2 separate regions of the Homo sapiens genome follow, and region 1 is linked to region 2. A link is a loop called in an ENCODE intact Hi-C map of the cell type or tissue named here. Cell type or tissue: natural killer cell. All regions are shown on one strand. Each heading gives the region's core, and the rest is flanking DNA. Links, peaks and the distances in the headings are about the cores only. Region 1 overlaps LAPTM5 (lysosomal protein transmembrane 5). Region 2 overlaps ZCCHC17 (zinc finger CCHC-type containing 17).

The links. A loop is a pair of places that touch in the nucleus more often than their neighbours do. Peaks named below come from ENCODE experiments on the same cell type or tissue, not always from the same donor. Only the 100,000 strongest peaks of a DNase experiment are listed, where the experiment ranks them.
Region 1: a loop joins it to region 2, with 4 times the contacts of the local background. A loop is called at or near these places in 1 of 110 quality-filtered maps.

The regions. Positions count from the first base shown.
Region 1 is chr1:30,748,174-30,751,082 of GRCh38, reverse strand. All of the region lies in intron 1 of LAPTM5 (lysosomal protein transmembrane 5), which reads left to right. It overlaps LOC105378620 (a long non-coding RNA gene), which reads left to right. Exons shown (of 2, transcript XR_007065566.1): 1 at 1-739; 2 at 1,151-2,909. Among named protein-coding and RNA genes, the nearest start is that of LAPTM5, 8.1 kb to the left of the region's middle. RefSeq lists enhancers at 206-345, 36-579, 986-1,035, 1,136-1,215, 2,144-2,323 and 2 more. In natural killer cell, for the core only: no CTCF peak of the experiment used is centred there; DNase peaks (open chromatin) are centred at 1,122, 1,952 and 2,310; H3K27ac peaks cover 2,500 bases.
Region 2 is chr1:31,298,927-31,301,835 of GRCh38, reverse strand. All of the region lies in intron 1 of ZCCHC17 (zinc finger CCHC-type containing 17), which reads right to left. Among named protein-coding and RNA genes, the nearest start is that of ZCCHC17, 3.3 kb to the right of the region's middle. In natural killer cell, for the core only: no CTCF peak of the experiment used is centred there; a DNase peak (open chromatin) is centred at 1,425; H3K27ac peaks cover 1,556 bases.

The DNA of each region.
Region 1 (2,909 bases), core at 110-2,609, 550 kb after region 2:
CTCCAGGAAGTGAGGCTTTTATTTTGAGCCTAGAGCATCAGCCTGGAACCAGGACTTCGCTCTGAGCTCACTGTGAGGCGAGCGTTGGTTTCCCAGGGGACCCCACCCTGCCAAGGGAAGTGGCACAAAGCACCCCCTAATGAGGCAGGAAGCAAAGCCATGAGCTGCACTGCCTCAGCCCTGCACAGGGGCTGCTTGGGACAAGGCACCCGTCCCCCAGCCTCAATTTCCTCCCTGGTCAAGTGGGATTCAGTAACTACCATTTGTGGCACCGGAAAAATGGCAGCTGCCACGGGGGCCTCCATTTTACAGATGAGGAAACAGGCTCAGGAGGGCAAGTGACTCTGCAGCCTGTGTTAGATAAAGAACCCGAGCCCAGGTGTCTGCTCCAGGTGGAGGCAGGGAAGGCAGCCTTCCTGGCAGCCATGGGATGGGGGAGGGGGTCAGCTCTGCCATCCCCAGAGCCTTGTTCTGAGAAGCACAGAGCCCATGTGTAAAGAGCTGATTTCAATTTTACCTGCAAAATCAGAAAAATATGGGACTCATGTTAGAACCTGTCTCTCAAGACTGGCGCGAGGTTGACACGAGAGAGTGTATGGTCAGTCGGCCCTCCCTATCCGCAGGTTCCACATCGTGGATTGCAGATTGAAAATACTCAGATGCAGAGCCCGTGATACAGAGGGCCGACTGTATAAGTTCAGAAGAGGACCTGGCGTCTAATAAATGCACAACAATAATAGTATCAATACTTATTATCACTATTGTGGGTCTTTGCTCTGAAGATAAAGGGAGAAGTGATGGTTTTAGGGAATCGTTTGGGGAGTGGAGGGTGCTTCCCCAGATATCTAGGAAGTGGAGAATGACAGGGCCTTGTGTCATACCTGGAGGCCAACTCTGAGCCCCCCACTGGCTGCTCCTAAAGGGAGATTTGATAAGCTACCACCAGCCAGAATATCTCTGCTGCTGGGATTCACTGGTACTGTTTGCCTTTGGGGCAAAGTTAGCTGCTAGCGCCCAGTCACAGCACTTCCTGTGCTGCAGGTGACAACCTCCTCCAGCGCCATCTGAGCCGTCCGAGTCTAGGTTCTCTAGGTTTTGCATGAGCCGTCACATCTCCTGCATGCTCTTTCCCCTTTCTCTCTAACCCCAGAGGCCCCACCCCTGCCAAACCGGTGGATCCGTGTGTTCCCCCAGCCAACTGCTGCCATTTACTGAGGCCTGCTGCGTATTCAGCACATGGATGACGCCAAATCACAGTTTACTAAGAGGAACGTCTTGCCGTTTCCTGAATGCGTCTCATGCACACTGGCCTCTGCTCATGCCCTTTCCTCTGCCTGGAACACTTTTTCCATTGCTCTTTCGGGGAATCTTCTTCAAGATCCACCTCCTCTGAGAAGCCCGCCCTGACCCCTACGGTTGGACCCTGAGCTCTGGGTGTTGACCCAGAGCCCTGTGTGCTGGGTCCCTGGGAGTCGTGCCCTCTGGCCTGGATGCTCGTTTGGGTCTTGACCCAGCCTGATTCATCTTCATGATCCCGTGGAACCTGGCACAGGAGGTGCCAGCCAATCTCTATTTGATTTTTGCAAACCTTTTCTTGATGTATAATTTACCTATAGAAAAGCACAGCTATCTTAAGTGCACACCTTGGTGGGCTTCTACAAGGTGAACACACCCATGTGACCTCCACCCAAACTAAGAAATCAGACCAGCACCCAGAGGCCCCTAGAGCCCCCGCCTCGCCACTGCCCCGCCCCCACTGACTTCTGCCTGTCTATGTAGTTCTATAATACATACATCTGTAGAATTACGTAGAAATGAAATTCTGCAGCGCGTGTTCTTTTGTGAGCACTTCTTTCTCCCAACGTTATGTTTGGGAGCTTCGTCTGTGTGGTTGCGGGTAGCTAACTCATTTTTTCCATTGCTGTGTATACTCCATTGTATGAATCTACCACAATGCATTTGCCTGTTTTCCTGCAAAATAACATTTGGATTGATTCCAGCTTGGGGCTGTTACAAATAAGGCAGCCATGGCCACCAGGCTCCGTGCTGGGTGTCCACACACAGGCACCTGTGCTGCTCAGTTGATCTTTCTGAATCACTGTCTTCAATGATTTACTTCTCACACCCACTCCAGGAGGTGGATGGATTCTTCTCTCCCTTCTACAGATGAGGAAATGTTACAGATGAAGTAACATGGCCAGGCCAGGATCCCACAGGGGATCAGCGGCTGCACTGGGGTTCTCACTGAGGTCTGTGAGCCCCAGAGCCCAGTGGAGGGAGGAGGGGATGAGGTGGAGGCGGCGGGTGAGGACGAGAACTGCGGAAGAGTGAAGAGGAGAGAGAAGCCAGGCTCTGGGGAGCTGCAGGCAGCCAGGCCGGGCTGCTGCGGAGTGCGTGGCCCCAGGAATGGGGGCGTCTGGTGGTATCTGGGCTGGCTGGAGAGGTGGTTGGGGAGATAGTGCTCTTGGGGGGCTGGCCCCCACTGAGCCCTCATAAGCTCTGACCAGAAGCACAGGGTGGGGAAGGGGAGCTTCCTCTTGATGGTGACACATCTGACTCCCTTCTCACATCCTCCTCCCAGGCAACCCAGGGAAATCAGGGTGGGCAGGTGAGGTTGAGGGGACTGAGCTTCAGGGAGGGGCCATAATAATAATGATGATGGCAGAAGTGTGAGGCTGTAGGACACAGGGTCAGGGTGGAGCAGCCCTGAGGGGGAGGGGCAAGGGAGGGCTCTGGCACTTGGGACCCATATGGCAAACTGCATTGTCTGTTGGGAAGGGTTGAAGACAAGCCCGGGCCTGTCTTCTTGTGCAGCCTCTGTCCTGGGCTCGCACATTTGGTAGGAGGAGCCAATGAAGTAAACGGATAGGAAAGTGTCCACACTCTGGCTGGCACGGGTGTGTGCTCAC
Region 2 (2,909 bases), core at 92-2,591:
TGTTGAGAAAATAGCCAAAAGCAGGAAAGAGGAATAGTAAAATGCCAGGAAAAACACAAAAGATGAACTCAGAAAATGTAAAAACTTAAAGGAATTATGGAAATAATTAAACCTATTACTCTTAGGCCACTGAAAATGAAGCCAAGTGATTTGACAAAGGCTGCTCACAGTTAGCAACATTGGTATAAGACCCCAGGATCAGCACTTATTCTACCACTCGACACTACACTTTCAGTCAATTATTCCTAAGATCCCTTCAAAGTCTTATAATAGCTAATATTTGAGTGCTTCATATCTGCCATGTATTAATCTAAGAGCTTTACTTCTCTTAACTAATTTTTCTTTTTAAAATTTTATCTTCATGACATTCAATAATTCTCTTCTTGACTATCCCATAAAACAGGCAATTATCATTGCCATTTTAAAAATGAGGACACAAGAGAAGCTAAGTAAACTCGCTCAAGATTGCAAAATATGAATGATGGGGATGGGATTCAAATCATTTTTAGGGACATTTTTTTCCTCCCTTTGTAGAGTGTGGAACTCTTGTAAGCATGCCTTTGTCTTGCACATCATCATATCCTTCCTCCCCAAATCTCCAGTGCCTAGCACAGTGTAACACACATGGAAATTGTCTACTAAAATAGTGAAGTATTTAATTTTACCCCATTTAAATTGTTAATTCATCAATTCAGTATGCTATTGATTGATGTTTATATATAAGGTACTTTATAAACCTGCTTTCAATCCCTAAAACTCCTCTACAAAGCAAGTAATCCTATTTTACAGGAATGAAATAACTTGTCCAAAACAACACAGCAAGAAAGAGACAAATCTTAGGCCATTCCAAGGGCCACACACACTTGCCACTAAACCACCCTTTTTTTTCTTTTTTTTTTTTTGAGACAGAGTTTTGTTCTTGTCACCCAGGCTAGAGTGCAATGGCGCGATCTTAGCTCACTGCAACCTCCTCCCAGGTTCAAGCGATTCTCCTGCCTCAGCCTCCCGAGTAGCTGGGATTACAGGCACACACCACCATGCCCAGCTGATTTTTATATTTTTAGTAGAGACAGGGTTTCACCATATTGGTCAGGATGGTCTCGAACTCCTGACCTCAGGTGATCCACCTGCCTCGGCCTCCCAAAGTGCTGGGATTATAGGAGTGAGCCACAGCACCCGGCCTAAACCACCCTTTTCAACACAGTCCCTGTTCTCAAAGACCTCCTAATCTGATAGGGATATCAGATATCATCATTCCAACAACACTCTAAACTCCCTTTAACTCTGTCTTTATATTTAACTATCTGGCAGTATGTCTAACCTAGCCCGGGACAGTTGCAGACAACAGAACCCACTTAAGCAGAAAGGGATGTATTGCAATAACAGACTTTGGCGGAACTTCCAGGAACAACACCTAACCCACAAAATAACACCAATTACACTGCAATGTGATAAGTGCTAAAGCAGAAGCTTGGGGGCCAGGCATGGTGGCTTATGCCTATAATCGTAGCACTTTGGGAGACCAAGGCAGCAAGATCACTTGAGGCCAGGAGTTTGAGACCAGCCTGGACAACATGGCAAGACCTTATCTCTATAAAAAATACAACAATTAGCCAGGCATGGTGGCACATACCTGTTATCCCACCTACTGGAGAGGCTGAGGTGGGAGGATCACTGGAGCCTGGGAGGTCGAGGCTACAGTGAGCCATAATCATGCCACTGCAATCGGCCTGGGCAACAGAGTAAGACTGTCTCAAAACAAACAAACAAAAGTAGTAGCTAGGAAGAGAAAGAGGGTCTGGGGGAAGTAGAGAAGTTAAACAGATAACTGAATAAGCCTTTTAGGATAAACAGAAATCCTCTAGCAGAGAATACTGTTCTTTGACCTCATTAGAACCCTGATTTATTGGCCTCTATTTTCTTCCAATCTATCAGCCCTCCCCTTTTTCTTCAGTTTTCTTCCAATCCAGCTTAGATTCCATAGCCCATCATTCCAACAACACCCTAAACTCCCTTTAACTCTGTCTTTATATTTAACTCTCTGGCAGTACCTCTAACCTGGTCAGGGACAGTTGCAGACAACAGAACCCACTTAAGCAGTAAGGGATGTATTGCAATAAAAGACTTTGGCAGAACTTCCAGGAACAACACCTAACCCACAAAATAATACCACCTTTGCCACAATCCAGGAAAGTTATGGCTATCACTGCAGCAAGCCACCAAACCAGGGAGCTATTGACTGGAGAAATTTACTGCCATGACTGGCAGCAAAACTGGATGACTCACACCCTCCTTCTTTCCACATTTAACTCAGTTCCAAATTCAATTTTCACCTTAGGTGCAAGGGAGTCAAGAAAATGGTTTTTAGTTTTCCAGATTTTTCAGGAAGAGAAGACATATTAGAGGTTAGAATGTGTCTTGAGCAAGCGATGTCCTTGCCATACCCAGAAAGGTTTTCTCCATGCATGCACTAAACCGCTGGATATGCTGGAAAAAAATTTTTTTTTTCCTTGCATCCTACATTTCTCTAGTAACCTCATTCTCCCACACTCCACAGTGACTTTCAAATCTTCTACAATATTCTCAAATTTCTCAAAACTGGATCCTCAACTGGATCCTGGATAATCCCTTATCCCCATCGGTTAGCACATCCTCTCCTCCTCTTTACAATCAGATCTATGAAAAATACTGTGTAGGTTCACTACCTACATTTTCTTGTCCAAATCCTTGCCTCATATCTGGCTTTTGGCCCAATCACACCAACAAAATAACTCTTGCTAAGGTTACTGTGACCTCCATGATGATAAAAGCCAAAATATGTTTTTCAATCTTCATGTTATTTAAATTCTAGAAATTTCTATCACAAATCATTCTTTTGCTTCTGAGACATTCTTCCAGTCCTCCTTCCT